Regions from separate parts of the Mus musculus genome. Here all the other regions are linked to region 6. The links are chromatin loops, found by intact Hi-C in ENCODE. Cell type or tissue: left cerebral cortex. All regions are shown on one strand. Region 1 has its middle 22 kb from the start of Thoc3. Region 2 overlaps LOC115488208 (a long non-coding RNA gene). Region 3 has its middle 25 kb from the start of Gm16578. Region 4 has its middle 31 kb from the start of Thoc3. Region 5 has its middle 23 kb from the start of Gm52069. Region 6 holds the start of Cplx2 (complexin 2).

The links. A loop is a pair of places that touch in the nucleus more often than their neighbours do. Peaks named below come from ENCODE experiments on the same cell type or tissue, not always from the same donor. Only the 100,000 strongest peaks of a DNase experiment are listed, where the experiment ranks them.
Region 1: it touches region 6 in a loop (4-fold over the local background); 17 of 42 quality-filtered maps call a loop at or near these places.
Region 2: it touches region 6 in a loop (5-fold over the local background); 8 of 42 quality-filtered maps call a loop at or near these places.
Region 3: a loop joins it to region 6, with 8 times the contacts of the local background. A loop is called at or near these places in 31 of 42 quality-filtered maps.
Region 4: a loop joins it to region 6, with 4 times the contacts of the local background. A loop is called at or near these places in 17 of 42 quality-filtered maps.
Region 5: it touches region 6 in a loop (5-fold over the local background); 22 of 42 quality-filtered maps call a loop at or near these places.

The regions. Positions count from the first base shown.
Region 1 is chr13:54,444,454-54,449,453 of GRCm38, forward strand. No RefSeq gene overlaps it. Among named protein-coding and RNA genes, the nearest start is that of Thoc3, 22 kb to the right of the region's middle. In left cerebral cortex, CTCF peaks have their summits at 2,725 (motif pointing left) and 3,618; DNase peaks (open chromatin) are centred at 2,718 and 3,579.
Region 2 is chr13:54,301,224-54,306,223 of GRCm38, forward strand. All of the region lies in intron 2 of LOC115488208 (a long non-coding RNA gene), which reads right to left. It also overlaps a transcript of Cplx2 not described here. Among named protein-coding and RNA genes, the nearest start is that of Gm40955, 20 kb to the left of the region's middle. In left cerebral cortex, CTCF peaks have their summits at 1,579 and 2,216; DNase peaks (open chromatin) are centred at 670, 1,402, 2,322 and 2,580; H3K4me3 peaks cover 2,342 bases; H3K27ac peaks cover 2,714 bases.
Region 3 is chr13:54,245,624-54,250,623 of GRCm38, forward strand. No RefSeq gene overlaps it. Among named protein-coding and RNA genes, the nearest start is that of Gm16578, 25 kb to the left of the region's middle. In left cerebral cortex, a CTCF peak has its summit at 2,123 (motif pointing right); DNase peaks (open chromatin) are centred at 708 and 2,105; H3K27ac peaks cover 243 bases.
Region 4 is chr13:54,435,104-54,440,103 of GRCm38, forward strand. No RefSeq gene overlaps it. Among named protein-coding and RNA genes, the nearest start is that of Thoc3, 31 kb to the right of the region's middle. In left cerebral cortex, no CTCF peak of the experiment used is centred here; no DNase peak of the experiment used is centred here.
Region 5 is chr13:54,111,140-54,116,139 of GRCm38, forward strand. No RefSeq gene overlaps it. Among named protein-coding and RNA genes, the nearest start is that of Gm52069, 23 kb to the left of the region's middle. In left cerebral cortex, a CTCF peak has its summit at 2,850; DNase peaks (open chromatin) are centred at 2,855, 3,737 and 4,801; H3K27ac peaks cover 790 bases.
Region 6 is chr13:54,370,265-54,375,264 of GRCm38, forward strand. Cplx2 (complexin 2) reads left to right here and starts at 1,085. Exons shown (of 4, transcript NM_009946.3): 1 at 1,085-1,311. All of the region lies in intron 1 of LOC115488208 (a long non-coding RNA gene), which reads right to left. In left cerebral cortex, CTCF peaks have their summits at 1,254 and 2,685 (motif pointing left); DNase peaks (open chromatin) are centred at 848, 1,253, 1,428, 2,637 and 3 more places; H3K4me3 peaks cover 4,240 bases; H3K27ac peaks cover 4,335 bases.

The DNA of each region.
Region 1 (5,000 bases), 74 kb after region 6:
AACCGATGCCTCCCAGAAAGACAGGCTCTTTGTAACGTGTTTTCACGTTGTCTTAAGCCAGTGGTTCTCCACCTGTGTCATGAACCCGTTGGGGGCTGTATATCAGATACCCTGCAAACCAGATATTCGCAGTATAGTTCCATGGCTGTGGGGCCATTCCAGGTCACCTGGAGGTGAATGACTCAGCCCGTTCTCTTCTGCTGTGGTGGTTCCCTTCTGCACCTCATGCCCAGAAACGGAATCAGCATGACTGAGGACAGAAGGCACCGAAGCCACCAGCCAAAGTAATGTTACCTCCTTGAAACTGGTTCTCATATTTGACCTAGAAATGCCAGACTAACTAACCACAGTCTAGTCCTGAGGGCAGGGGCTAAAGGAAGGTTGTGGAAGGTCATCTGTGTGCCAAGCACCCTCCAGCAGGACCTAAGGTTCAGAATCAAAAAGTCTGCCGTGCCCTCAGAGAGAGAGCTGTGTGGGCACCGTGGCTGGAGTGTGAGGTCACAGTTTATCACAGACCAGAAGCAGAGGGGATGAGGGCTGGTATTCATGGGCATTCTCCACCACCTTTGGAGTCAGTGTGTGACCCCAGTCCACTGTATTGTGCTGCCTACATTAAAAGTGGGTCTTCCCAGGCTGCGGGGATGGCCCGGGGTGGGGGTGGGGGGTTAGGAGCACTGACTGCTCTTCCAGAAGTTCGATTCCCAGCAACCACATGGTGGCTCACAACCATCTGTAATGGGATCCGATGCCCTCTTCTGGTGTGTCTGAAGACAGCAACAGTATACTCATATACAAGGAAGGAAGGAAGGAAGGAAGGAAGGAAGGAAGGAAGGAAGGAAGGAAGAAAGAAAGAAAGAAAGAAAGAAAGAAAGAAAGAAAGAAAGAAAGAAAGAAAGAAAGAAAGAAAGAAAGAAAGAAAGAAAGATCTGAGTCTTATAAAAGATCCTTATCTCCTTATCTCATTGGTGGTATGATCTCAAAGAGGATTTGGGGATCCTGGCCCCTTTTTTAAAAAGTGAGTCTTCCCTTCTCTGTTAAACCTCTTTACACACACACACACACACACACACACACACACACGAGAATGGAGTAAAGAGTGTCTCTAGTGGGTGACCCCAGGATTCAAACCCAGGCAGTCCAACAATGAATCTGTGCTTTTAACTGACACCCATGCTGTGGGACCCAGAGTTCCTGGGGTGATTTGTTATAGCTCTGGCGTTCTCCTTCCTAGTGTCTATATACTCCCTCTGGAAAGAACATTGATAGCAGTGAACTGAACCATTCCTAAAACTTTAAAAAGAGAAAGGCTTGGACTATGGAGTTAGGCACACCCAGTTGGAACAGCTGATAGGACCATCTTTGAGCCCTGTAGCCTACAGTCAGTGTTGACTGTCAATATAACTGCACTGAGAGTCACCACAAAGCCACTCTCTGGCTTGTGTGAGGGGTTTTCCAGGCAGGTCTAACGGAGATGGTGAGATGTACCTATGATGTGGGGGCACCATCCCAAGGGCTGGGCTCACACACTGACATCTCCCTCTGCTGGGGATGAACTGTGACCAGCTGCCACATTCTCCAGCCGCCACTCCTGCACAGCCATAGGCCATACCCGCAAGCCATGAGTCAAAAATAAACCTGTATGAAATCTTAAAATTGTGCTTTTTTTTCCCCTCCTGGGCATTTGGTTTCAGCAATGAGATAATTAACTAAGATACCTCCCTGAGCACTTTCTTTGGGATTAAAATACCCCATGGGCAGCTGGAAGAGATAAAGCTCCCAGGACATGGTGTTTCAGGGTACGTTGAACTCACATCTCTGTGGCGGAGTGCACCCTCTGTGTGAAGGTGTATACAGTTGTGTGTTCGTGGTATGCAGTATAGAAGTCAAACCCCTGTATGGTTCTTGGGAGCTATCCACACTGTTTTCCCAGAATTTGCAAATTTAGCTAGGCTGGCTGGTCAGTAAACCGGAGCGGGGGGGGGGGGGGGGGGAGGGCGGGGGGGGTCCACCTGTCTCTGCCTCCAGGGCACTAAACTACAACCACCCTGGGTTTCTTTACGGGTGTTCTGGAGATCCAGATTTTGTGTTTGCATGGCAAAAGCACTTTACCCACTAAGCTATCTCCCCAGCCCACTTCTTATGGATGTTTATGGAATAAATCAATATACAGGGCTTGCATGAGGTATAGCTCCAAAGGCTATGAAGGTGATTCAACTGTCTTTCCCCCCCTATTCACACTCCATGACCTTGGATGGAAAACCTCCTTCCCGTCTCTAAAACGATCCAGCCAGCGCTGTTTAGTGGGCCCATAGAAACGCTGCCCCCGGCCAGCCTTCAAAATGGATTAAGGATTTGAGGCTCAGTTTAATACTCTACACACAAGATCAAAGAACACAGGAAAGAGCTGGCAAGCAGGGAGGGTGCAAGATGGAGCAGACCCCAAGCAACTAGCCAAGCTGCAGGGCATGGGCCCCACGTCCTGTACAGTCTGTGTCTTTAGAAATTAAAGCACACATTTCTGCTGACCCCCAGACCCAGAGCAAGCAGGAGCACGAAGGAACCTCGAGTAATTTTTCAAAACCATCAGCATGTGTTCAGCGGAAGAAAAGAGGGGTTGTTCAAGGCAGAGACACAGTCCAGCTCAACAGGGAATTTAAGGCTGAAAGCAGACAGCCGCACTGCATCCTGGAGCGGGTTTCCAACCGCAGCCTTGCCTCTGCTTCCCTCTAGTGGCCACACAGGGAATGGTCCACGGATCTTAACAGCACCACTGAGAGAGGATCACCAAGCTTCGAACCTGTAAACCACCTCCGTTACCTTCCCTCCTACAGCCGCTAGCCTGGGTGGGTCCCTTGCCCTCTGGACTCTGCTACAGTCTCCCTAGTGGCACCAATAAGATCACAAACAGCCTCCTACTGCAGGATGCTGTTCGCAGGAACTGTGCCGAGCAGTCTCGGGTCACCCAGAGTTCTTACAACTCTCTTTGGAATCAGGTAGTATCTAGTCTACAGGAGAGGAAACTGAGGCTCATAAAAGTTTAAAAGGCCAAGGCCATACGGCTACTGGGGCGGGGGGGGGGGGGGAGGATCTGTAGTTTAATCCGTTTACAAGCCGGAGCTGTGTCCTTGTACAAAGCAGCAGTGTCTCCTTGACAGTGTTGGGCGTTAACTTGGAGGCTTGACTACTAGCTAGTGGAGAGATTAGACGGTAGTGAAATTCAAGATGTGGGGCCTAGTCGAGGAAGCAATTCACTGGGGCATCCCTTAAAGAGGGTATTTCTATCTCCTGTTTCTCCCTCTCCCTCTCCCTCTCCCTCTCCCTCTCCCTCTCCCTCTCCCTCTCCCTCTCCCTCTCCCTCTCCCTCTCCCTCTCCCTCTCTGTCCCCCCCCTCACTCTCCCTCCCTCCCTCTCTCCCTCCCTCCACTGAAATAAACATTTCCTTTGAAGTTCCGGTATTCTGTTCCAGCAATGCGCAGCCAACAGAAAAGCTAAAACTCGAGGGCCAGACCTAACAGCAGGAGTTTAAGCTGATTCTGCGGCTTTTCTGAGCAGAAGCTATGCAGCAGCCTCCAGCATTGCTCCCTTCTGATCTGCAAGGCTCCACACTGCCCCAGGTGGTCTTTCTTAAAACAGAACTTCCAACTGCTTAAAGACCGGCAAGGCACTTAAGCTGACCCCCTTAGCTCAACTGTTGGCCCCTTCACAGCCAGCCCCACCACCTCCTCCCTTTAGCGAGAAATAAGCAATAAGCGGGGCTCTCTCTCGGAAACTCTCTCTGAGCGCAAAGCCTAACTGAAGGAGTGCTTTCGGGGCTGTGAGAGAGCCCCCTTAGAGCGGAGCTCACCGGAAGACACTCCCTCCTCACCTGTGGAAAAGCCCCTGCTTGGGGAGGTGAGCACTTGGGAAAGATCTGCCTGCCTGCAGCCAAAAGCCTGAGGCCACGTGACATTGCTGTCCAAGAGCTTCCAACCCCCAAAAGAGCCAACCAAACTGATTAGAAGCGGAGTCAGGGTCACACACCTGTGGATGCTGAGATGCCAACGATTTCATCAAAGGGTCCCAATGCACAAATCTCATTCTGGTTCTCCAGATCCCACGTATCAAGACTTGAGGCTGGGAGAGGAACCGGAGATCCAGGAGCCGGATGGATGAGGCCTGGGCTCCTTATATGTTTTATGATCTCTTTTGGCCAGAAAATTCTTACAGAACCACGGGTGTGTAAGTATATAAAATAGGGATACAAATCAAACACAAATTTTGTCATTTAGGGATTTTTATTTACATTTTACTATGTAGCTCTGACTGGCTTTGAACTCACAGAGATCTGCCTGCCTCTATCTCCCAAACACTGGGGTTAAAGTTGTGGACTCATGACACCCAGCAAGGAAATTTATTTTTAAAATTTTTGGTATACATGTTACCGTTTATTAAAACTAAAGCAAATTTTCATACCATGGCATTGTGTCTGTTTTCTGTGTAAAGAATAAAATACTAACAGCATATTTGAATGTGTGGGGTATTTCCATGTCTTTCAGAGTTGATAAGTATATTTTTGATTTAAAATGGTCAATAACGAGAATGCCATTTCACATACACAGTACAAAACGACAGAAGCGTATTTAGGCTGCTCCAGAAGTTGTTGGAGACTGTTCTAATTCCAAGTCAAACTTCATTTAATGACTTATTTAAATGAAACTCAACTCAACAGCAATTTTTAAAAATCAAACACCCTAACTCGGTACAACCCAAGACCCAAAGATTGCTTTGGTACTCACCTGCTGAGCCCTGTTGAGAAACACTGAAGTCTTTGTTTTCCGTAATTAAACCATTCTGTGGAAAAGCATTAAACTTACCATGTACCATCAAAGCACTGCAATTCATAACAGGCAGAAGCCCCCGGTCTGAGCTGAGGTATTTGCGGACCATTCACTCGCACTGCGTATCATGGCGGCACCCGGCCCAAAGTGCACAGTCCTGTGTTCAGAGCTGGGGCTGCAGTA
Region 2 (5,000 bases), 69 kb before region 6:
AAAGATGAGTCTGTGGTGTGCATATTAAGATAAAATCTGCTCAGAATGCTCACAGCTGGTCACACCACAGTCCCCTAAAGACAGCTGGAGGCATGGAAGAAGGGCAGGCATTGTGGCACATGACTGCAGTCCCAACATTTGGAAGGTGGAGGCAGGAGGAGAAGCCGGCTGTGCAACATGAGACCCTGCCTCCAAATGAGAGCATATGGGAAGACTGGGTAGGCCTTGTGCAAATTCAACACATTTTATGGGAGAAATCTGAGCATCTTCAGGGTTTTGTATCAAGTTCCTAGAACAGATCCCCCCATGGATAACAAGGAATGGCTGTCAATTTATTCCAGAGAGTAGTAATGACTAAAGAACTGAAAGTTGATTGTCCGTACAGCAAAGGAAAATTGTAAATAAAGTCAATGATATCATGATATGATGCTATTGTCTACGAACGTATTGGACACACTTTAATTAAACACATGGTCAGAGATGGCCTCCTTGACAGAGCGGCATTTGAGTTTTGAGCTAAAACACAAATGACTAGAAGGATTCAGCCCTGTGAGAGACGATGATGAGGGTGGCAAGCAAAGAAAATAGCAACTTTTTTTTTAAGCAGCTCAGGGTGGAAATTGAGGTCATTGGAAGGGAAGTTGGTGACTCAGAGGACAAGTGTTGGTGTTAAAGCTGCCAAATGGGGCCTTTGAGGCTGCGAGGAAAATATGGAAATCAAATGAGCAGTCGCATGAGGAAAAGGGAGTCCCCTGCCTTTGCAGTTACAAGTGAACAACTATTGTGTGCTAGGTGCTGGAGATCCCGAGGAAAATGTGGACCCAGCTTTTACAAGGTCGGTAGCTGGGGTGTAAATAATTATAATATACGACCAAACATCTAGTAAAAAGATTTATAGGGTGACCCTCCAGCAGGAGAGATTTCACTGACACTAGAACACTTCACTTTGTGGATTAAATCTAAGTAGTAAGGTTGCTGCCAAAAGGTACGAGACCTGGGTGCTAAGGCCCTGGATGAGTCTGCTCAGGGTCCTGTCTCACGTTGAGAACCAGGAAGACTCGGTCTTTTGCTAGTGAATGGCCTTAAATATCCTATCTTCAGAAAGATCTCCCTGGGGGACGGTTAATGACACATCCGAAGGAGATACCAAAGACAACTGAGCGGAGCCTACAGCTGAACAGGTAGGTGTACAGATATGGAGAGAGGGGGAAAGAGATTTCCAAGTCGAGATGTCCTAGCAACAGACACCCCCACCCCGTGTCCACAAACTTCAAGACAGAGCTACGAGTCTAGGGAACTCCCCTGTCTCCCTCTTGCCTTCCCTGCCGTTTCTTCTGCCACTCGCTGTTGTCCCAGCAGCCAGCCCCCGCCTCCCTTCTCAGGAAGCTCGGGTCTCCCTGGGAGCCTGGCTGCCCTTGGGGGAGGCCTCTGAGCTGTGTGCCCTGCAGCTCCGCTAGCTTTCGGGGTGACATTAGAGGGGCTCTGCGCCCCCCGCGTGGCTCGCGCTAAGCCCAACAGGAGGGAGCCTCTCGGCGGAGGAGTGAGGAGGACGGGAGGGAGAGGCGCGCCAGAGCCTCGGTCCCGGGCGCCCTGGTCGGCCGCGGAGGAACTGCAGCCTCCAACAGGTTCGTAAACCGCGCTCGCTCAGCGTCGCCAGCCGAGTGGCCCGGGGAGACCCTGGCCGAGGGCCCGCGCTGTCCGTAGCCCTGAGCGCCGCCGCTCCGGCCTCTCCCTCCGCAGCGCTTTCTGTCCCCCCCCACCCCCCGCACCCTTCCACACCGCCCGGGGGACAGCTCCCGGCTCCGGCGGGGCTCGGCGCGCAGCGGGTCCGAGCGGCCCCCGGGGCTCTGAGCTCTCTCACGGGGACTCGCCGGGACGCGGCATCCCGGCCGCGACCCACGGAGCGCAGCGCCAGGGCCTGAACGCTCCCGGGGCGAAAGGCTTGCCCTGTCGGGGACTCCCGTTCCTCCCCGAGCGGCAGCGCGGGCGCGCTGGACCCAGGCCTAGTCACCGCTGCGGCCCCATCCTGGGTCTGCGGTCCCCGGGGCCTGGCGGAGCAATGGCGGGGCTCAGCTAGGACTGGGAGAGAGGGTGGAGGGGACCGGCACAGGAGGGTCCCCGGCTCCAGCGGGGCGAGCTGGGCCTAGTCTGCACTGGGAGGCAGGAGTGCGCCGCCCCCCTTTCCTGCAAACGGCCACCCCACCTCCGGGTGGCGGACTCGGGAGAGACCAACCCAGAAGCCTGCGGCTGCTGGCTGCCACCGCTGGTCTGCCCGGAACATCCCTAGAAAGTGTGAGGCTGAGTTTCCGTCGGGGAGGAGGGGGAAGGGGCTGAGAAACAACAGGGAAGCCTCTGGAAGGAGCGGGGCAGAGGCAGGCTCCCCTCCTTCTGGTCCAGGGCTCCACCCCCACCTAAAGAAAAAAAATCCGAGCTTGCCAGCAAGGGAGGAAGCCGAAGCGACCGGGGCAGCAGGTAGCAAAAGGCGGTTTTGCTCTGAGAGAGACTACAATTAACGAGAAAAGAGGCTGAGCCTGAGAAGCTGGGAGGTTCCCAGACAGGGAAGCCAGCTCCTGGGCAGAAAACCAACCAGAGAAGAAAGATCTCCTCTCGGGAGTTGAAGCTGGGAGGGCCCTCGTGTCACGTGACCCTCTAGTGCTCTCAAAGATTCTCTCGCAGGCAGACAGGGCCTAGGGAGCAGAGGTGTCCCCTAAAAATCACTCAGCAATTTAGTAGTAGAATTGAGCCTAGAACCCAGGCAGGCTCCTTAACTCCTGGAACCATACGGACCCAGACGCGGAAGAACAGGTGGCCTCTGCTCTGAACCCAGCCTCAACTTTAGCATTTGGTAGCACACAGCGACGGATAAATAACCTCCTGAAGCCTCCTTGACTATTCAAGAGGGGTGATAGCGTGAGCAGTACACACTGGGTTAAGGCTTAATGTCATAGCTATGTAGTGAGTTTAGTGCGGTGCCTGGCACATTAGAACTGAAAATAAATAAACCGAGTAGCTGTCATCATTAATTATTCCTTCTGAAAACGTGTTCGGGGACACATTTTGGGAGGATGAAGAAGTGCCCCAAGGATGCCACAGGCCAGCAGAGGAAGCAAAAAGTAAAATTAAAATATGGTGTGATAAGTACTCAGGCTAGTAAACAAGGCTGTGGGACTTCGGAGGCAGGAGTGTTGGATTGTGGGAGAAAAGAGATGGCAGACAGATGGAGCTGTGTACAAAGGCCTGGAGGTATGAAATTACAGCTGCCCGGGTGATGTCACCATGTCAGAAGGTCCCCAGGATGGAAGGCTGAGGCCAGTCCCCAAAGTGCCTTTTCTGGATGGAGTGTTTCAAGTATATTTATAATAGAGGGGGAAAAAATAGGAGCTAGGGACGTGGCTCAGTCTTTAGGGCAGCAGTGGCACATGTGCCAAGCCCTGGGTTTGATCCCCAGTGCCACATAAACCTGGCCAAGGAACACAGGACTGTAATCCCAGGTGGAGGCAGGAAGATCGGGGATTCAAAGTTATCCTTGACTACAAAGTGAGTTCAAGGCCAGTCTGTACCTCAGGAGACACTAGAGAGGGAGGGAGCAGGGCAGGGGGATGACACCGCCCAGCTTCAGTAGCTGACCAATTTAACTTCCCCTATACCTATATTCACTCTCATCACACATACATACATACATACATACATACATACATACATACACACATACCACACATGCACTGGGTACATACACATACATACACCACCACCACCACCACATACACACACCATGTACACATACCACATATACCACAGACATCACACCACACACCATACACACACAACACACAACATATATCACACACTCACCACCACTACTACCACCACATATATACCACCCACATATACACAATACACACCATACATGCACACACCACATACACACACACCACACCACATACACAGCACACACACACACTGACTTATTTTTGAAAAAGCCTAAGACATCACGTAAGACTTCATATCATTGTATGCAGAGATATTTTCAACATCAGTAACCCCTTTCTGTCACCCAGACATCTGGGCCACCTTAGATGTTATTAAATCTTGACTGTCCTGCCTCCTCTGGTACTCTCCAGTTCTCAGCAGGAAGTTTTAAGGAATAAGCCATATTGTGCTGACACATACATTAGAAGAAGCTACTTTGAGAAGAGTCAGAAGATGACAAACATTACGCAGACAGAATTGTATGACGATGGTACACCAGCCAGTGTCCAGAAAGAAAACCAAAACACTAATAGAGTCCTGTGAAGAAAAACTGAGTTTCCCCTTCAAGTGGCCTTCATTGTGAATTCATACAGTGGGGGTATGGTGATCAATAAGTCACTTTTACTGAATCATGGGCATCCCCTGTATCTTTGAATGGATCACACATACAGCTTTTCAGCTCACTGTTTGCCTAGATGTGTGCTTTGGCTTTCCTGGTACATGCAGAGTATGCTATTTCCTTCCCCCACTCTAAAATAGGGCAGGGGATGTTTACCCGGTCTCCGGGATGAAGGTTGTGTGTGGCAGCTAGTCTTTGAGACCTGGCAAGCTTCCTTTGTAGGCTTTAGAAGTGACTTGAAGGTAGGTTAGTGGTACCAAGCCTCCAGCCGCTGTGCTTACTTCCCAGGTGGCTCCCTGGTTCTTGTTAGCAAAGGCCTCTGAAGTTAGGCACCCATACTCCATCTCTGTGGAGTTCTGCTCCTGATAGGATTACCCCAATGAACATGAAGCCTTTTTCTCCATTTGCCCTGAATTTGGCCACACCTCCCTCTGGGCTACAGACTACAGCTCCTTTGATGTAGTCAATGAGTAGTATTTGGCCCAGGCTCGGGCAGAACTCAGACTTCAGTGTCTCTGTAGAGTATAAAGTCTCTCCAGTGACTGCTGCAATGTGACAGCTATGCTGAGTGGCTGTGCCTTCATTGGGCTCTGGTGTTCTGACTCAGACGTTAGTATTTTTCCCTTTTCAG
Region 3 (5,000 bases), 120 kb before region 6:
GATTCATGGAGACTGTGAGGGTATTTGCTCAAGGTACCAGAGAGAGTGGGGAGTGGGAGAGCAGGACACTAGAGAGCAGGAAGGACCTTAATAGAGGGTATCACACAACAAGAGCGAGCAAGTCTCTCAGCTCAGCCCATCTCTCCTCAGAAAGCTGTAATAAGGACAGAGAGGCCTACCCTCCTGTCCGCCCTCCTACCCATCTTCCTGCCCATCCTCTTGCCCACCCTCCTATCCACTCTCCTGCCCAACTTCCTGTCCACCCTTCTGCCCACCCTCCTGCCCACCTTCCTGTCCACTCTCCTGCCTACCTTCCTGTCCACCCTCCTGCCCACCTTCTTCTCCACCCTCCTGCCCACCTTCCTGCCCACCCTCCTGCCTACCCTCTTGCCCATTCTCCTGCCCACCCTCCTACCCACCCTCCTGCCCACCCTCCTGTTTCACTCAACCATGTTTGCCCCCCAAGTTCCCAGCCTCCAAATACCGTTGACCCATGATCTTGGAGATTAAACCTTCTGACACATAAACCCTGGTGACAAATATCATAGAAACCTTTGTCATGTTCAAATGATCCAAAGCAAGGATCACCACACCATCCTGCACTCAGAGAGCTAGTTATACCAGGACACAAACACCAGAAGTATGGGCTGTTGGAGAGCCTGCCTACCTGCACTGGCTCAGCTCATGACTTCCGGTTATGGGGGTGGTTAGGATGTTGCTTTTCCAAGCTCTACAAAACTTAAGCTCAGAATCGCCCTTTGCTAAGAAGCCTGTGAGGCTCCTGTTCACCACACCTCAGGTCCCATCTTCGAGGACTCAGAAGAATCCCCGTACCTCCTACTGTGCCAAGCCCAAGGCTGTGCTCTCTGAGCTGCTCCCAAGAGTTGAGTGCTCCCCAGAGCACTACCCAGCATCCTGGACAGATAAGTAAAGCCCAATTCAAAGGGAGCTTCCGTGAAGGACAGAAATTACCACCTCCAGTTCCAATTACCAGCTGAGCTAATTGCAAAAGTAATTGCAATTGAAGGGTCTAATTATGAGGCTGGGCCAGAGAAGCATTTCCTCCCTTCCGCCTCTGAGTACCCGCCCGCTCCCTCCTAGGGGGCTCAGACAGGGTGGAAACCCCATCCTGAGAGAATGGGGGCCTAGCCTGTGCCCCAGGGGCCAGACTAGTAAAGCAAAGCCAGATTTCTTCCTACCCCCATAAGGAGTTTCCACCCATGAGGGGGGCCTCTTCCGTTGTCTTGTACCACCTAGCCCATTACTGGGCCACTGAGAGCCAGGAATTATGAGCACCAAGTTCTTCAATGTCAATACCCATACCTGGGTATTTCTTACCCTGTCCTTCCCTGTGGACACTGTGTGTTGTCATTGTTGGAACCCTGTCAGAATGGCCCCTCCAACTGCCTTGGGGACTGGGATCGAATGGCTCATCTGGTCCAGGATACCCAACCTCGCCCTTGGATACCCCCAAGCTCAGCTCACAGACAACCCAGAGGAGGTGTTCATAAATAAGCAGGGCACACGAGGGTCAGCTAAGGGGGTCTAGAGTCAGCAGACCTTCCTACCCAACTATAGCTCCAACCAGCAACTCCTCTCAGGAGGCTCTGCCCCTTAAGAGATCTTCTTGAGCTGCCAGTCTTGTTGCCTTGTAGAGATTCAGGGCCAAGGAAAGGCCTGGGCTCACCTGATAACAGGATTAGGGACTGTCTGTCCATAGTGCCATGGACTGGGGGACCAAGCCTTTAAACATGGGGACCTTCTATATCCAAACTACAGCATTTTCCCATTTATCTAGGGCTCCCATCATGCCCAGGACTGTGGACATCTATCTGTGGGTCTAATCATCCTTTGAGGCTGGAGCAAAGGCTGTGCCCATCCTTCATCATTTCAGCAGGGAAAATTCAGGTGTCTCAGTTGACAGTTGTAAATTAATTAGTAACAAGTGTATATACCGTGAGTAAACAAGACCTGCAACAGCTACAGTGTGTCTCGGCATGCTGAAACAGTCATTTCTCCAGAAACTAGAAGCCATGCCACTAGGCTAGGCTCCAACACACCCACGGCTACCAGCTTGAAAGTCCCAGCCAAACTGCCAGCACCCAGAGCATCAGGGCATGAGCATCCACCAGGGGGCAGAGCAGGACCATAATACCCATTTGGCTAGAGCTGGCACCACCTAAACAAGGCAGAACCACCCCAGGTGAGGGTTACAGAGTCTTAGCTACTAGGTTAGACAGAAGGAGACCAAGGCTAAGGAGACAGGCAGAGGCAGCATCAAGTCATCCTATCTACGCTGTGGGAGTTTTAAGTAAATTCTTTCCACCTGGAGTCATGGCTTCCCTAACGTGTGTGTAAGATTGTTTTTAATGTCCTTAAGAGTTTCTTGGAGACATTCATCTGCCAAACACAAGTTAGTAATGGGCTAAATCACTGTTCAATTTCTAAAAGATGCCGCGTTAATCTGACTTCGGCTTGGGAGAGGGGGAAACACCAATCCCAAAGCTCTGTTAGGAAAAGTGTTGATTAATTGACTGTTAACAATGATCTGAGCTACAACCAGAAAAAGACAACCCAGGCCATTTCTCAATCTTATATTGAAGAGAGATGAGAGGATAGTTGAGCAAGGCTTCTGAGTGCCAACTGAATTAGCCGTTAGGGGTTTCTCACCTAACAAGAGTGGAGTGCCGGCTGAGGGGTCTGCACCATTTCGTCTCTCCGCCGCCTCTCAGCAGCCCCGGGACTGTGGGGCCAGCACAGTCTATGTGTGTCCTGCGCTATGGTGCTTAGAGGAAGGCTTTGAGAAATACTGACCGTTCCACTGTCTGCCTCAGCTTCGGTCTGCATCATCAGGAAACGCTGACTGCAAGCTCTGAACACTGACTTGAGTAAAGTTAATCTATCAGGAAGCTGAGAGGAAACAAGGGGAGCCTAGAGGGTTGGATTCAGCAAGTCTGAAGCAGCCTGGGGTCGGAGGGAGGGGGTCAGGGCGCTTCTTCTCTCAGGGTAATCGCTTTGCCTCTGTGATGGACGATCTGTGATCAGCCGTGAATCTAAATGTCTGGTGTCTGCTCACACGCAACCTCGGCGGGCTAGCTTGGAGAATGCCACTCATAATGAAGAAAGAATAGGTCCTCCAGGGAGTAGGGCAAAGGATCTGAGGAACCCAGGGCCAGCCAAGGTTCATGTCACAAGCTAAATCAGCGAGTCTGCGCTGGGAATCAAGCCCCCAACACACACACACACACACACACACACACACACACATGCTTTCTGGTCCCTGAGTCTGACTCTGTATCACCAAACATGGAAAGGTGGGCCTGGGGAAGGAACAGGCAGTGTCCTTTCTTGGGGATGAGCAGAGTTCAATGAGAGGCTTGTGGAAGACCAAGTAGACTGAGTGAATGCATGGGAGGTATCGGGAGAGACAGAGCCCTCTGTGCAGAAATATGAGCCTCAGCTGTTGCTAGTCCCAGCGCTGACAACTATTTCCTGAGTGAACACTGCCAAGCCCTGGGAGTCTCCAAGTCCAGCTGTATCATCAGTAAAGATTTTCCTGGACAAGCTCACGTGCCCTCAGGCAGCTCTCTGGCCAGCAGTGCTTCCCTTACCAAGAACAGGAATGTAGCTTCCGTGGTGACAACACTCAGCTATCCTGAGCACACTCACACATGTACACACTTTCTCTAATTGCCAGGCTCTGGTGCAACAGGGGCCCTAGGCACTGCTGGTCATTAAATGGCAAGTTCCCAGAACCAGGGGAGCTGGCTTCCCAGGAGTTGATTCCCCCATTCACTAGCTGTGTGGTCCTGGGAAAGTGGTGGATGTTAAAGCTCAGAGGAATCTGCGTCCCTCGGGTCCAGCTCTCCACCGGCAGCAGACCCAGGCCACAGATTCCAGGATGAGACATCTGGAGAGAAGGTGACTCAGTGCAGCCCAATCCTGCCACTGGAGACTCAGCCAACATGTGGGTCCAGAGTTCTATTTATATCCAAAGGTGGTATTTACCAAAATCATATGTTGGTACAGAAAGAGCTTTTATGAAATTAGACCTGGGGAATATATGGGTATTCAAGCCCTATAGAAATCTCTGATATCCCCACAGACGAATTAAAAAAAAAAATTAGCCCAGAGAGGGTTTTTTGTTTTTGTTTTTGTTTTTTTTAATGACGTTCCTCCCTTTCTGCCCATATCTTGAACAGTCCTTCCCTGGGTTCAGGATGTTTTTAGACTAGCACACTATAGAGAGCACAGCACAGCACAAAGAGGTACCCAAGAGCTTTCGGGATTCACACCTCCCCAGGGGCATAGCCCCCCATCTTCCAAACTACTCTAAGAGACAGGCCATTAACTGTTCTGCAACCACACAGTGTGAGTCCCAGCTTCCCTACCTGGGATCTCCATGCCCTTTCCTCCCACTGCCCATCCCCTGGGCCAGTCCCACGTGATTTAGGTTTGTTGTTATGGCAACATTTTCACTCCCGGATGCTGTTTGCATTAATTATAGTAATGCAAGATGTGGGGATACGTGGATCCCAAGTGTTCAAAGCACTAGAACATGGCTCCTTCTTCACACGACGGTCTGTGGGCCCTGCGATCCTGATCAATGAAAGACCTCTTCACTAGGATCCTGTCAGGCCTCCATCACTGCAGACAGCTCCCCTTGAAGACAAGGGCCCTGTTTCTAACTTGTATGACGGTGGGAGACAGTGAGGAGGGGCAAGGCTCAGCACCGCCTCTTCCATCCACCAGGCCAGAGCTTTGAATGCAGCTGTGGCAGGAACTGGGAGAAGCCAGCCATCAAAAGGGATTCCCAACAATGATCTTTAGGAGCTTCTCCCTGGCCCTCACATCCGTTGTCGGCCATGCATTCATCTGACTTGCCACGTGCTTTGTGCAAGTCTCAAGCCAAATTGACACCAGGCTTGTGCATTTGGCTTCCGGTCACCAGACACCAAAGGAGCACACAACTGACATTCCAGTGTAGTTCACATCTATAG
Region 4 (5,000 bases), 65 kb after region 6:
GCAAATGGTTTATTTAAAGTGGCATTCTCTATACCTATGTTCTGATATAAAGATCGGATCAATGGGTTTTTGAATCTTCATTCTGCTGTGACCTGATAATTAAACCTTACCTCGTCTGATTCGACATCTCTACAATGAAGCCTAAAATTATTTCTTCAGTGAGATATTCGATAATCCTTTGTTAAATAGTGGGAGGGGGCACTACCCCGACTAAGGAATGAGAGCCAATCCACAGAGTGCTAATCCCAAATATGCAAAGAGAAAGGCCACCAACCCTAATCATCGTAGCCAAAAAAAGTAAAGTAAGCCATAAATTAAAACAAGCATTTTTTATTCCCGAGCATAAGCCACCTCCCCCTAAGGTAGGGTTAAAGAGGTCAGCATTGGACATGGAGAGATAAAGGTCTTATATATCAGGAGGCGGGGGGTGGGGGGGCTTCCAAATGGAACATTTAGTGAGCAAAACAGTTACAGATGCAGAACATGCCAGGGTGGGCATGACAACCCTTTGAAACAGGTTACAAGATGGACATTACAACTTTCTGAAACAAACGTATGGTTGCCATTTCCTGGAACAGGCAGTACAGAGCCATTTGCGGTTAAGGTTACAGGTGGGGCACAGCCCAATTTTTGAGAAACAGAGATTTAATCACAAACAGTAATGAGCCAAGTTTGTCTTTCCTAGAAGATGGCTTTCCATCCTAAGATGGAGGCAGACTGGTTTATCAGGAGCCCTTAGAAACAGGAGTCAACAGATGGTCTTGTTTGGTTATCTTCCCAATGGAAACACCAAAGCCATTAAAATACATGAAACACAATTTCTAAGACATTGGACATCAGGTAACAGAAGACAGTGGTCTCTGAGAGACATGAAATTTGTGACAGTGCAGAAGAAGCAGATGTTAGCAGATACCGAAAGTCAAAGAGCTAGATCAAGTCAGCTAGAATTCCCACGTTAGGAAAAAGAGAACAGGGGCTGGGGAGATGGCTCAGCGGTTAAGACCACTGACTGCTCTTCCGAAGGCCCTGAGTTCAATTCCCAGCAACCACATGGTGGCTCACAACCATCTGTAATGAGACCTGATGCCCTCTTCTGAGGTGTCTGAAGACAGCTACAGTGTACTTACATATAATAGTAAATAAATCTTTGGGCTGGAGTGAGCAGGGCCTGGAGCAAGCAGAGGTCCTGAGTTCAATTCCCAGCAACTACATGATGGCTCACAACCATCTGCACAGCCACAATGTACTCATATACATACATACATAAATAAATAAATAAATAAATAAATAAATAAATAAATAAATAAATCTAAAAAGAAGGAGAGGGAGAGAGAGACAGAGACAGAGACAGAGACAGAGACAGAGACAGAGACAGAGACAGAGAGAGATAACAGAAAGCTGCCCGGAACAGCAAGCAGGTCTGATCAGCTGGTCAGACCAGGAGAGCCCTGAAGCTGTGCAGACTTGTCTAAAAGAGCTGAAGGACTTGCTATCTGGCATTCACATGGGGCCAGAAACAGGACTTAGAGCCACCAGTCCAGAGAGCAAAGGCTAAACTCCCCAGCACATCAGATGGAGCGCCCTGAGGGTCTTTCTGGAGTCATATGATGTCATTCCCCAGAGATGGAATAATGTTGTGAGCCTTCCCAACAGATCATAGGAGGACCCAATGAGATCAACGTGTTTTCAAATAACTTAATTCCAGAGAAGGGGTTAACAGGAACACAGACATATCCAACAGTAACAAAACTCACGCCAGCTGGCATTGATCAAAGATTATCAAGAAATGCAGAGAGTATGAATAAACCACTATGAAGAGAGTGTCCCACCAGCTAGGAACCAAGAACTGACACAGACGCTAGCATTAGGACACGAGGTTATTAAAACAGTTAAGATAACTCTAACCCACAAATTGTAAAAGAAAAGCAGCTATCTGAGCTAAAGATGAAGAACACCCAAAGGGAACCGCTAAAAACTATACTGAGACTTTATCGAAAATAATATGAGCCCACACGCATCAACTTGTAGACAAGAGTCAGGCCGTCTGTTACGCACACAATCCAAGTCATAAAGTACTGAGGGAGACATTCAAAGAAACAATAAAAAACTGTGTAAAGATAAGAGAGTGACACAGTACAGCCAATTTTATCAAAACTAGCAAACAGCTTAAAGGCAGCTGGAGAAAACAGGCACATGATACAGTGATCTGGGGAGGTAACAATGGCACATGATACGGGGAGATTGAGAGGTAATGAAGGCACATGATACAGTTAGCTGAAGAGTTAACAAAGGAACAGACATCACGTGAGAAATAACCCACTGGAGAAGATGGCAGCATCCCTCATCAAGGAACTGTCACTGTGGAAATCTATTACACAATGAGGATATTTTTAAAGTCACAGTGAACACATAGGTGTACAAGAGTCGGAGATAGTGACCATCAAACCCACACCATAAGAAACATTAACAGAGGGCTGGAGGGATAACTCAGTGGTTAGAGCACTGACTACTCTTGTAGAGGACCTGAGTTCAGTCCCCAGCACCCACATGGTGGCTCACAACCATCCACAACTCCAGTCCCAGGAGATCTGGTGCCCTTTCCTGACCTCTGTGGGCACCAGGCACTCACCATGGTGCACAGACATTCATATATGAGCAAAACATCCATACAAATAAAATAAATATGTTTGAATGTTAACTGGAGACCCTACATAAAAAAGAACCATATTTTATAGCAGTCCAGAACTACACAAAGGAATAGAAAGCACCAAAGAATGGAAACATGTCAGTAAATATATAAGATTATAAGATTTTTTCTCCTTATCCCTTGGAGTCCTTAAAAAAAAAAAACAAAATACCCAAGGGGCAGTGTGGGGTAGAAGAGCCAGCAACCCAGGGAGCCAGACCTGTGACCACCTGTACCCCACCCAGCCATGCCCTGCTGGAGACCAGGACAATGCCTGTGGCTTATGTTACCACTGAGGGTCACGCAGGCATCCTTGGTCGTGCTGCACCGGCTGCCGAGCTGTTTACACTTAAAATGTTTCCAAATCTTTCCCTCCTTAATGCCTTAGATCTGCTTGGAGTTGCCTTTTGTGCAGATGGTGGTCTAACTGCATTCTTCTACAGGGAGATGCTCAGTTGCCATAGAATCCCCTGGCAGAGAGACTGTCTTTTTTTTTCCCAGTGTTTATTTTTGGTTGTCTTTGTCAAAACTCAGATGGCTGTAGCTGTGTGGCTCACATCTAGACCTCTGTGTCCTGTTTTATGTCTATTCATTAATCCAGTATAGTTAACTTAAAATCATGGTGGCAATGCCTCCAGGATTCTTCTCTTTGGCTTAGCGTTGATCTGGCTGTCTGGGATATTTTGTGCTTCTATATGAGTGTTAGGGTTTCTTTTTCTTTTTCTTTTTTTTTTTTTTTCTATATGGAAGGGTATTTGGAATTTTGATGAGGATTTTACTGGGTGAGTAGACTGGTTTTGGTAAGTTAGCCACTTTCACAATATTAATCCTCCCAAACCATGAGCCTGGGAGGCCTTTCTGTCTCCAGTGTCTTCTTTAATATCTTGAGCGTTTTAAAGGCTTCAACTGCTTCTTTCATAGATTTGCTCTGAAGTATTTCTGAAGCAATTGTGCCTCTCTAGGGCGTGCCATCATGACTTATAAAGGAAGTTTCCTTCCCCCACCAGCTGACAACAGTGACCTATGGGCATAGACAGGAATTCTTAGAAGGCAGTTAGACAGGTGCATTATGTCTATCCATAAAAAACAATAGTAGTTGTTTCCCCACTGGTACCAATGACTTCCCCAGATGTAACTTTTATCCCCAGATATAGTGCCAGAAATGAGTTCACAGTCTACAGAGTGGCGTTTAATCAGTAAGCTGTTAGCTGAATGCAAAACTGTCTAGGTCACTTCTACACCTGTTGTCACACCCTGCTTGGCATAGTGTGGCAACTGTGTATCTATAGGTAGAAGAATGCGGCTAGATCAAAGGCTTTAAGGTTGACACTGAAAATAATCAGAGGGAAGGATTTGGAAACATTTTAGCTCAGCAGCCGGTGCAACACAGACCAGGGACTGGATGACCCCCAGTGGTAACATAAGCCACAGCCAAGTAGGAGGATTGAAAATTCTCCCCTAGGACCCCACAGACTACCTCAGCATCATGAAGGCCAGTGGTAGGGAGAAGGCTTCAGTTTGGTCCCACTCTGATTTCTGTGCCTTGTAATTAACATATGTACACATGTATATAACGTATGTAACAAATGTAACGTATGTAACATATTAACTTAAGGTTTTATTATCTGGCACTATCACTGGCCAATAGCACTGACAATGGCCTTATTGTTATGAGGACTTCCGAGCTTCCCTGACCAACAACCCACAGGGAAGTAAGCCATCTCTGACACTGGGATTTTTTTTTTTAAATTTAGCAGCCTTAAGACTTTCGAGAGTGTCTTCCTCCATCCTCCCCAAACATGTGGGATAACCTTTTTTAAAATTGTACTGGGTTTTTTTAACGGTCTTTTAAAAAAGGATGTTTGTATAAATCTGTAAAACACTCAAAGGTCACCATTATGTAATGAATCTTTTTTTTTTACAGAGAGTGGGCAGAATCTCTGAAGGCCACGATCCATTCCATTCCAAGTAAGTGCAAGTTAGTCTTCAAACTAAGGGGTCACCAAAAGTAAACGCTAGCAAGATCCAACACCCCGTGGAAACTTCTCGCCACTTTTATCAGTTCTTTTGCCAAAGAGCAAGATGAGGTACAGAAGCGTGAACGGGAGACCCTACCCCACCTAAGCTATAATCTCCTGACATTTCCCTTGAGCCACCTGCCCTCCTCATCCTGGATGCTGCTCTTGCCATGGAGTTGCTGTGTACCTCTTTGCCTCTAAAGGACATCAGCAGGGCCAGCTTGTGCTGTTTGATCTGGCTCAGCCCCAAGCAAGGGCTGCACTCTGGCCTGCCCGCCTGTGCCTGCTGCTGGAGC
Region 5 (5,000 bases), 260 kb before region 6:
ATTTCTGAGTTCGAGGCCAGCCTGGTCTACAAAGTGAGTTCCAGGACAGCCAGAGCTATACAGAGAAACCCTGTCTCGAAAAACCAAAAGAAAAAAAATTAGTGTCAAGGATTGGTGCTTGCCCATGGGATGGGTCTCAAGTTGGGCCTGTTATTGGTTCGCCATTCCCTCAGAGTTGTGCATTCTTGAGTCTGACCTCAATCTACTGAGCTAGAATCAGTTTGAAAGTCCTAGCAACAGCCACATTTCTGGTGTTCCAGGGGTCAGCTGGCTGCCTTAGGGGAACCTGAGGTAGCATTTGATCCTCTGTGATTCTGTGTTTAGTATTCACAAGCTTCCATAAGGCAAGGAAGCCATTGGTGACATGCTTCAGACAAAATTAACAAGCTTACAAAGACGAGAACTTGCTATTTTACCCATTGGCATGTATCTATCACGCAGAATAATTGGTAAAAACCAAGCATCTTTGTCGCCACTGGGTTCAAGCTGAGCTCTTGGCATAAACATCCTCATGTCCTGTCCAGATAAAGAAAGGAATCTTCCGTATCATGGGGAAGTTGTAATTCAGGTGCAAAAAGAAAATGAAATACCAACTTTTTCTGGGAACAGAGCTGAGAATGAGTGTATGGTCTCTGGGGATCTGGGGCAGGGAGAGTAAGGACCAACAGCTTGGTCCACACCCAGCCTCTTCTGGAAGAGGGTAGAGCTGAAGATGATCTGCATGGCCTGCTTAACTCTGGAGCACATATGTCCTTTCTCAGAAGATGTGAGACTCTGAGGGGTGGCTTGACATGTCTGGTGACACTCGCTCCCCAAGCCTGTGTCTCCACCCATATCTGCCCAACTTGGAGGTGATCTGCCCAGCCTCGGCCTCTCCATCTGTAGTTACAATGTAAGTTACAATGATGCAGTGCTCTAAGATCTCCATGGTAACTCCCCATAGTTACAATGTAACTGTCTACCGGCTCTACAGTAACTCCCCCAAAGGTTTCTCTGAGCATTGTCTCCATTAAAAGTAAGAATTGTCATAAAGAAAGAAACAATGACAACAAAAGTCATGATGCAAGAACAGATCCCAAGCATGGGAGATGGCTCAGCCTGTAAAGCTTCTGCCGTACAAGCACGAGGTCCTGAGTTCTGATCCCAGATCCCAAGTGAAAAGCCAGGGGAGGTAGGCCATGCCTACAACCCCAGTGCAAAAAGGAGACAGACAGCTGGTCCTTGAAACTCACAGGCTGACCATCCTTGTCTTGTCAGTCAAGTTTAGTCTCTGTGAGAGACGATCTCTCAAAGAAAAAAGGTGAAGAGCAACCAAACATACTTGAAGTCTACTGCTGGCCTCCATATGCATGCACAAGCAAACATGTGCCCATCATATACATGTATACACTACACAGTAGCAAGTATGGATAACATGCTGGGGAGAGGGAGAGGGAGTGGGAGAGGGACAGGGAGAGAGAGAGAGAACCACAGACCTTACCTGAAACACTCAAAAGACTATGAAAGGGTCTGTTTAGACAGATGCACATACTTGATAATAACACAGAGTCTGAAATCACATCCAGTCAAAGTCGAAGCTTAGCATTGCCGTGTCCCAGAATAGGATCAATGGTTGTTCCTGGAACAGTGTTACATCACTGGAGACTGAGAACTGCTGTTCTCATGTCCACTCTATACTTCTTGAATCAGAAACTAGAGAGAGACCTAGCCAGCTTTCACATACACCCTGAGTGGTGCTGAAAGACACAGACTTGAGAAACGCTGGCTGTGGCTGGACTCTCCTGACTTGGATTCAACTCTGTTTCTTAAAGTAAGGCAGGTAAAGCTCTTTAAACCACAGTTCCTACAGCTGTAATGTGAAGACAGCACTTCCTTCCCTGGGTGGTAACGAGGATTCACATAGCATGTAGCCTGGCTTCCTTCCCTGCGTGGTAATGAGGGTTAACATAGCATAGCATAACATGGCATGGTGCACGCTCAATACTCTGACCTGGAGTTTCACGGCGTTTTGTCTGCGGCCCAACTAGAAAGTGAGAATGCCCAATTGCAGAGTACAAGTCTGACAGTATCTGATGACATTTTATAAAACTTTCATGCCTCCTTGTTAACCACTTTAGTTCTACAAATCAATCCCATGGAAATATGCTCTCTGGCTTCTCCCATGCGAGCCGTGTGAACTGAGTATGTTGGGGAAGCAGGTAAGGGACTGGGGTGGCAGAGAGGTTGGAGGACGTTCCCAGAGGATGGCGAGATATTTCCTAGCAAAAGATAATAGGCATGCACTGTTATAGGAGTAATCAAAGACATTAGAACGCAAGTCCTTTAGTATTTTTTAAAGTCTTGCAAAATAGACATATTGGTACATTTCAGTTGACTGTCACAGTGTGCACTAAGCAGAGAAGAAAGGCTGCCACTGGGCACTAAGACCGACGCTGGCCTGAGGTTTACTTTTTCCCCTCTTTTCTGTTTCTCGAACTCAGGACATGTTCATTGCTATTGAAAAATAATTCTACAGTAGAGCACAATAGTACTTACTTTTGTTCTTAGCACTCAGGAAGCAGAGACCTCTGTAAATCTGAGGTTGAAGAGATAAAGTGTCCTAAAGTAATGAAGACCTAAGTTCAATCCCCAGTGTCTGCATAAAAAAGCTGGGTGCAACAACCGGTGATCACTTGTAACCCAGAACTGGAGAGACACAGACCAGCAGATCTCTTGGGGCTCACTGGCAGGCAGCCTGGCCTAGCCTCAGGCCAATGAGAGACTCCTATCTCACATCTCCTTGTCAGGCCTGCGCCAGGGTTTGCAATCCCAGCTCCGGACCAGAGAGGAACGGCAGTACTGTGAAGTGACACCAGAGAGCAGCATTGCCTGCAAGATCTCAAGGCTGATGCTAGATGCTTCCAGGAGCTGCCTGCTGGTGGCAAGAGGCTGCAGGCTAGTCCCAAGCTTAAGCAGGTGGTCCTAAAGGCTTGGAAGAAAGACACAATTCCCCCAGCAGTAGCTATTGCTGTTGTTGGAGTCCGTGGGCAGGATGGAATCCTCCCCATGTGCATTTCTTTGGGGTACATTGTAAAAGGGGGTCTTCAGCGAAAGTAAGAGAAAGGCATGGTCACACCCCAGACTAAGGTGGGCAGGGCTCTGCCCTTGACCTCTGTGCCACCAGAGCTGATGGTATTCCAGGAGCTCAGAGAATGAGCATTGAACTTTTTGTGAAAGGGGACAGAGTGGGAGTGCCCCCAGCAAGCCTTTTGAGCCATCCCCAATGGGCGCGGAGATCACCAGGAAGGGAAACTATGCCAAGACCTAGAGATCAGAGCAGCATGCAGCAGCTTAGGAAAAAGCCCACGAATCCCGGTCCTGGGAGCTCTGAGCACCTGAGACGGCACGGCTTCAGCCTCAACCCTGGGCTTCCTTCACAGCCTGGCGCTGCCACTGCTTCGGTGAGCCTCTTCTCAGAGCCTATCTCCTCATCTTTAATATGGGCCAATCTGTTCCACTGAGCAGTCTGAACATTAATATTCCCAGGGAACCCTGGGCCAGTGGCCTGTTTGTGTCCCCCAATCCCTTGGCCTTTTCCTCTATAATAACATCTAAATGGAAAAGCTCCCACGCTGCTTCCAGGAGCTTCGTTTGGGTGGTCCCGGAAAGCCATCCTGCTGCCTTCAGGGCCAGGAGCGTAGATCCAACAGGGCTGACAGCAGTCACCAGCCAGGCTCTGTTCTCATCCCTTTTTCTAGTAGACTGTGCGCTACTCTGATAATGAAAATGCTGACTACAGAAGCAGTGGCTCTGACAAAGATGGTAATATGAGAGAACAGCCTTTTAAAACTAAAAATAGAGAGGAAAATACCGGTTCTATTGAAATAAGAACGGGCCCAACCCCGTGGTACGGACTCTGAATAACAATTTCAGATGAGGAAGGAAGGGCTGGGAATCCACTTTCAGAGAGGAGCCATGTGGGGTGAGGAAGGGTGAGAAGCTTTAAGGGGACTGTGGGGGTGAGGACAGAGAAAGTGGAACAGGCCAGGAGACATCAAAGAAGGTGGTGGTGGTGCTGGTGGTGGGAGCTGGTAGTGGTCGTAATGGAGGAGGAGGGAAAGGAGAAGGAGGAGGAGGAGGGCAGAGAGGAGGACAGAGAGGTGGAGGGAGGAGGATAGAGTGGAGGAGGAGAAAGATGGAGAAGAGAAGGGGAGAAGGATGAAGAGGAGAAGGGGAGGAGGAAGGAGAGGTGGAGGAGGAGGAGGACAGAGAGGAGGATGGAGAAGAGGAGGAGAAGGAGGTGATGAGGAGGAAGAGGAGGAGGGAGAGGGAAATGAAGCCCCTACGTGAAGTAGGGTTGCTACAGAGGAAAAGGCAGTGTGCTGTGAACTTAGCGTGAGAAACAAAGGAATCTCCACGTGCTTAGAGTCTCCCAGCAAAATCTGGAGGAGGCAGGTCCAATTCCATCCATCTGAGAACAGAGCCAGAGGTTGGGGAGGTGTGATCTGGAGGGACAAGGACAGAGACTGACAGCAATGGGACATCACTGAAAGTTGACTGAGCATTAGAGCACTCGCTGTTTGAGTATGTAGACAGCACGCATTTTTAATCCCAAGTTTCATTCCAAGTTCATTTGAGAGGGAATTAAAGGGGTCGTGTCCATTAAAGGGGTCTTGTCCTCCGGTCCCTTCCAAACCTCTCTCAGTGAGAGCTTAGGCTGGGGACTGGAATTTTTAAGCACTGGGAGCCTATTTTAAGATGCATCTCTGGCTGAGAACTTCTAGTAACAGGAACGTACCAGAAATCGTTCCGTGGTTCTGGCAATGCTAGGAAGCAGATTAAGGCCCACACAGTTGCACTCTGTCCAGCACAGTGCAGAGCTTACTAACATGTGTTCTCTCTCATGTAGTTCTCGCCCATCAATGAGCCCCATTGTGCAGAAATTCAGCTTATTCCTCCCTAGAGAACACTTCATTTCATCCCTCATGAGCCCTGTGAATGACTTTAGAAATGGCCACCTC
Region 6 (5,000 bases):
CCCTCCCTGGATTCTGCCCTACCGCAGCTTGCAGCTCTTGCTCCTGGGAGAGAAGCCATCTCATCTCAGAAGCAGAAGTCATCCCCACTCTGACATAGCTCTGATGGATGCATGAACTTCTGCACTGCTTCCAAAGGCCAGGTGCAAGGCCCTCCCCACTGGAGCCATTTTCCTACACCTCTGGCTGGATGAAAAGAAGGGGCGGGGAGCCAATAGGTGGCAGGCAGAAAGGAGAGGCTCATTAGGAGAGAGGGGGAAAGATGAGTATGGGGGGAGGCTGAGCGAGTAGTAGGGGTCCCCCTGTTGTCTACTCCCTTCTCTTCCCTGGGCTTAGGAGGGAAAGCAGCGCCTTCTAGAATAACATAACCAGAGAACTATTCCTTCTTCCGAGGATAACACATCTACAGAAGACCAGGAGTAGCTCACCTAGGGTTCCCGCTGCAATTTTGCAGCAGTCTTTCTGCTTCTGGGTCCAGAGCAGAGAGCCACTCACCCACTAGGAGGGCCTTCCTCATCCCACACACCAGTGGTTCTGGAGTGAGCGCATAGCTGGACACTACAGTCATAAACTGCAGAAACGATGTGACAGTGGACTGTCTAGTCCAGAAGCCGCTCCCAGGCACAAAGAAGGGGTGATTGAAACTGGGGCTCCTTTAGGGAATTGGGCACCCCAACGGGAGTGTGCCTATCGTAGTGTGCCCAGAGTAACCAAAGAGAACTTTCCTGAAGAGGTGATTACTTGAGTTTCTGCTTTTAAAATCCTTTCTTCCACTCGTGCCCCCAAAGCCCTTCCAAACCTTCGAGCTTGTGGTTCTTGAACACGGAGGAGTTGGGAATGAAGCCTAGCTGCAGGCAGATCGGTACAGCTTAACGCGGAGAGAATAAAAGAGTAGAAAGGAGATAAGGAAGAGAGGGGAAAATGAGGGGGAGGAGACAGTGAGAGGGAAAGGAGAATGAAGAGAGGGGGAACAGGAAAGAGAGGGGAGAAAAGGGAGGGAGTGCAGGAGGGAGGAAAAGGGAGGGAGAGAGAGAGGGAGGGAAGAGAGAGAGAGAGAGAGAGAGAGAGAGAGAGAGAGAGAGAGAGGTTTTGAATTTCCCTTCTGGAAGAGAAGCTGTACGGCGTCAGGGCCTGGCTGAGGGGCGTGATTGGAGGGCGCCTTAGGCATCCGCCCGCCCGCGGCAGCAGCCTCGGCCCCAGCTTGCCTGGCGGAGTTACACCAGGCAGCGGCGCGAGCTGGCTGAGCACACGGCACCGCCTGCTGGAGTCAGCCGGAGCCCTGCAGTGGCTTAGACGGTTGCTGGGACCACCAGGTCGGTGCTGGCCGTGGGCCGGGGAGGCGGAGCCGGGCTGGGGGCAGTGGGGGAACGCTCTGGCTCCGGAACAGCGGGGAAGCCGGGCAGTGTAGCTTTGAGGGGCTCCCCAAGACCGCGGGGCGCTGCGCTGGGACTGCGGCCCCTACCCGCTCGCTGTGGTGCTGAAGGGACAGCTCCCCGCGGAGGCCAGGGGGACCGCTGGAGCTGCAGACTCGGGGCAGGAAGATGTGGGCAGATGCGCACCCGGAGCAGTGGGGCTTGGGGAGCTCCGACCGCCCCGAGTGCGGAGACTCAAGTGTGAACCTGGAGAACAACTTCGAGCCCGCAAGACTAGGGTGGGGGACGTGGTCCTCGGCTGCTTGGGGTGTGGCTACCCCTGAAGCCCTCCCGGACCCTCTGCTACAGGAGCAGAGAGTCACCCCGAGGGGTAGAGTTCGGTTCCCAAGGGAACCCGAGGGTGGCAGAGGCCAGGTGGAGAGAGGAGAGGCCACGTCGGTGGGGGGCAGGGGGGCTATTTGTCCTCTTCCCGCAGGAGCGCTGTTGGAGTAGCACGAGCCTGTGCAGGGTCACAGGCTGCTCCTCAGTCTCAGACCCTCCTCTCCCTGGCAAAGTTTAAGAGCAGGCGAAGGTTCAGAATTGAGAGGCAAGTGTTGGGGGAAGGGGACACGCACTGACCAACTAAGGGCCCCAGGGCAGAGCTGTTGGTCTCCATGAGGGCCGGGGGAGCGGCGCCTGGAAGCCTGCCCTCTCTTCTGTGGGGGGAAAACCCCCGCACTTTCATGACCCAGACGACTGATCCTTTTACTCTGGCCGGACCTCGCTGCACCCCCCGCCCCCCCCCCCCCACACACACACACCCTCCCCGCCACCTCTGAGACGTCTTGCTGCTAGGGGCGTGGGGTGGGGAAGTAGGGGAGACGTCCTCTGTCTCAGCCACTGCCATTAGCGTGGAGTCCCTTGCAAAAAAACAAAAAACAAAAAAACAACGGAGTGTTGAATTGAGTTGTGATTGTAGCCCGTACTTGAATCAGAGAAAAACAGCCGCAAAGACAAACACTGCAGGTGCTCATGTGTGCTTGTCAGAAGGAGGGGCCCGGTTTCTGGGACTCGAACTGGAACTAGAGCAGGTGCCTTAGCTGCCTTTGGCTGGGACTGACAGCAGGGGTGTGGGAGTGTGGGGTCTGGAGGAAAGATGAGGGGCCTGCCCTGGGTCCCCGGTGACTGGCAGCATGGAAACATTTGCATCAGCCTACCTACACCCCCTCCCCCTTTCCCCCAGTCCAACACCCTACCAGCAGCACCATCCTCCACCCCCACCAGCTTCCTTCCCGCGCGGAGACAGACGGCAGCTTTCCGCAGCACCGCTGAGGAGCGCCTCCTGGCGGTGAGGCCCAAATTCTCAACTGCACACAATCTGCAGGCCCTCTCTCCCGCGGTCCTCCTGGTAGCTCCAGGCGCGCACGCACACACACACACACACACACACACACACACACACACACACACACACACACACACACGCCAGTGTCTAAGAGGTTTAGAATCAGACATGCAGGCTCATGCTTTGAGCCCGTGCACACAACACTAAATTCCACTGAGCAAGCACGCTGAAGAGGATATCCTCTGAGGAGCCTCCAGATAGGTGAAATGGGTAAGACAGGCAACAGAGAAGCTCCCCAGATCACAAAGAAACGATACCCAGACAGCAAGAGCATGAATAGAAAGTGCTTTAGGTCTCACAAAAGCAACCCATCCTGTCGTGTCAGGGAGAACAGGGTCTGCACGAAGGGAAGTACTGTTAGCAAAGGGTCTTAGAAAAGTTGGCACTGTTGTGGATGCCTATGACAACAACAAGGACACTTACTGGCTTAGACACCTGATTTGCATAATCTCGGTGCTCACAGCAGGCCTTGCACGAGGCATCAACCGTCTCCATTTTACACATGAGAAAACATTAAGTCAGGTCAACATCATTTAATAAGTAGTAGTGCCAAGATCTGAGCCAGCAGGGATGAGGTTAACCGGTCCTGAGGCTGTGGGACTAGTACGACCAAATCACCCTGCCTCAGGTGGAGGTGGAAATAACATTTGGGGCAGGGGGTTGCTGGTTAAGACACAGCAATGTACAAGAGATGAGACATGAAAGGCAAAGAAAGATGTCCCGTTCCAGACTGCAGGGTTTGAAGGTTGGAGCACAGGCTGTGGTAGGTTTAACAAAGGCCACGGGAAGCCAGTTGCAGGGTCGTAAGTTTGCGTGAGCAAATCTGCCTTTGAGGAAGATGAATCTGAGGGTGATGTGGAAGATAGGGACGAGCTGGAGAGACAGAGTCATGAAGCAAGGCAGTAAAGCAGTAGGAAGAGGTGGCGGGTAAACAGTGACTGTGCCTCTATCCCAGTCAAGGCCACCTAAGCCTGTGTGCTCTGCTATGAGGTTAACTAACAGCTAGGAGGACCAGTGTTGGAAAATGCCCCTGTTCTCTTCCGTAGCCCCTGGTAGACAGTAGGTACTCAGGAGTGCAGGGTGAGTGAGTGAGTGGGTGTGTGTATGTGTAGTGAATGGAGGTTTTGGTTGAGACAATTCTGGCAAAACATGCAGGAGAACAAGATGGGAGCCCTGTAAGGACAGGCTTGATCTCCCAGAGACTGAAATGGAAACAGCATACAGCAGAGGGTTAAAAACGTGCAGGCTTTGGAGAGAAAGCTGCCGCCACGCCACCGTGCATCTGTGTGACTAACTAAGGCTCCTAAATCAGTAGGCACAGATGGGAGATTTCCATGGGAGGAACAGAGGAAAGAGAAGGAAGAGTTTGCTTAGAGAAGGAACCAACAAGGAAGAGGACAGAAGACCTGTTTGGGGAGACCCGGGAGCCACAAGGGTGCTGTGTCATGGAATTCAGATCTGAGACGGCTGAAAGTGGGGGAGGGGTAATGATCAGCACTAAACGCTATGAAAAGAGAAAGAGGCAGAGGACTGTGGACACCCCTGGTCAGGCACGGGTCTCCTAGCCATGCTGGTGAAGGTGAAGTGGGCTGTGTGTGAAAACAGCAGGTCTCAGGAGCAGTAAGGAGGTGAGGAGGTGAGGGGAAGACTCTCCGGTTCACTCCAGGGCAGAGAGTCAAAGAAAGTCATAGTTAAAGTAAAGGCTTGGGGAAGGGAGGAGACCCAAGAGACTGAGAAAGGACAGTAAAGATGTAAGGAAGGTGTGAGGATGGATCGATAGAGAAAGAAGTACAGAGAGAAAAATCTAGATTGGCTTCATCTAGGAGGAGGGAGTTCCCTGGAGCTAGGAGCGGGGAGGTTGCAGGTGTGCGCAATAGCTTTCATTAATGACAGCATGAGTGACTTCCATTTGCTGAGCACCTGTCACGTGACAAACACATCTCACAGATGATTTCTAACCTTCAGACTGGCCATGGAGCCCTCCTTTTATAGAGAAGACCCAGTTTCAAAGGGCTGCCTCACTGGAAGAAAGGGCCCCTTCAACAGCCAGCCCGGCCTGGAGGGAAGTCTTCTGTTAAGAAGGGGGTGTTACAATAGGCAGTGGTGGCACACGCCTTTAATCCCAGCACTCGGGAGGCAGAGGCAGGTGTATTTCTGAGTTCGAGGCCAGGCTGGTCTACAGAGAGAGTTCCAGGAAAGCCAGGGCTACACAGAGAAACCCTGTCTCAGGAAAAAAGAAAGAAAG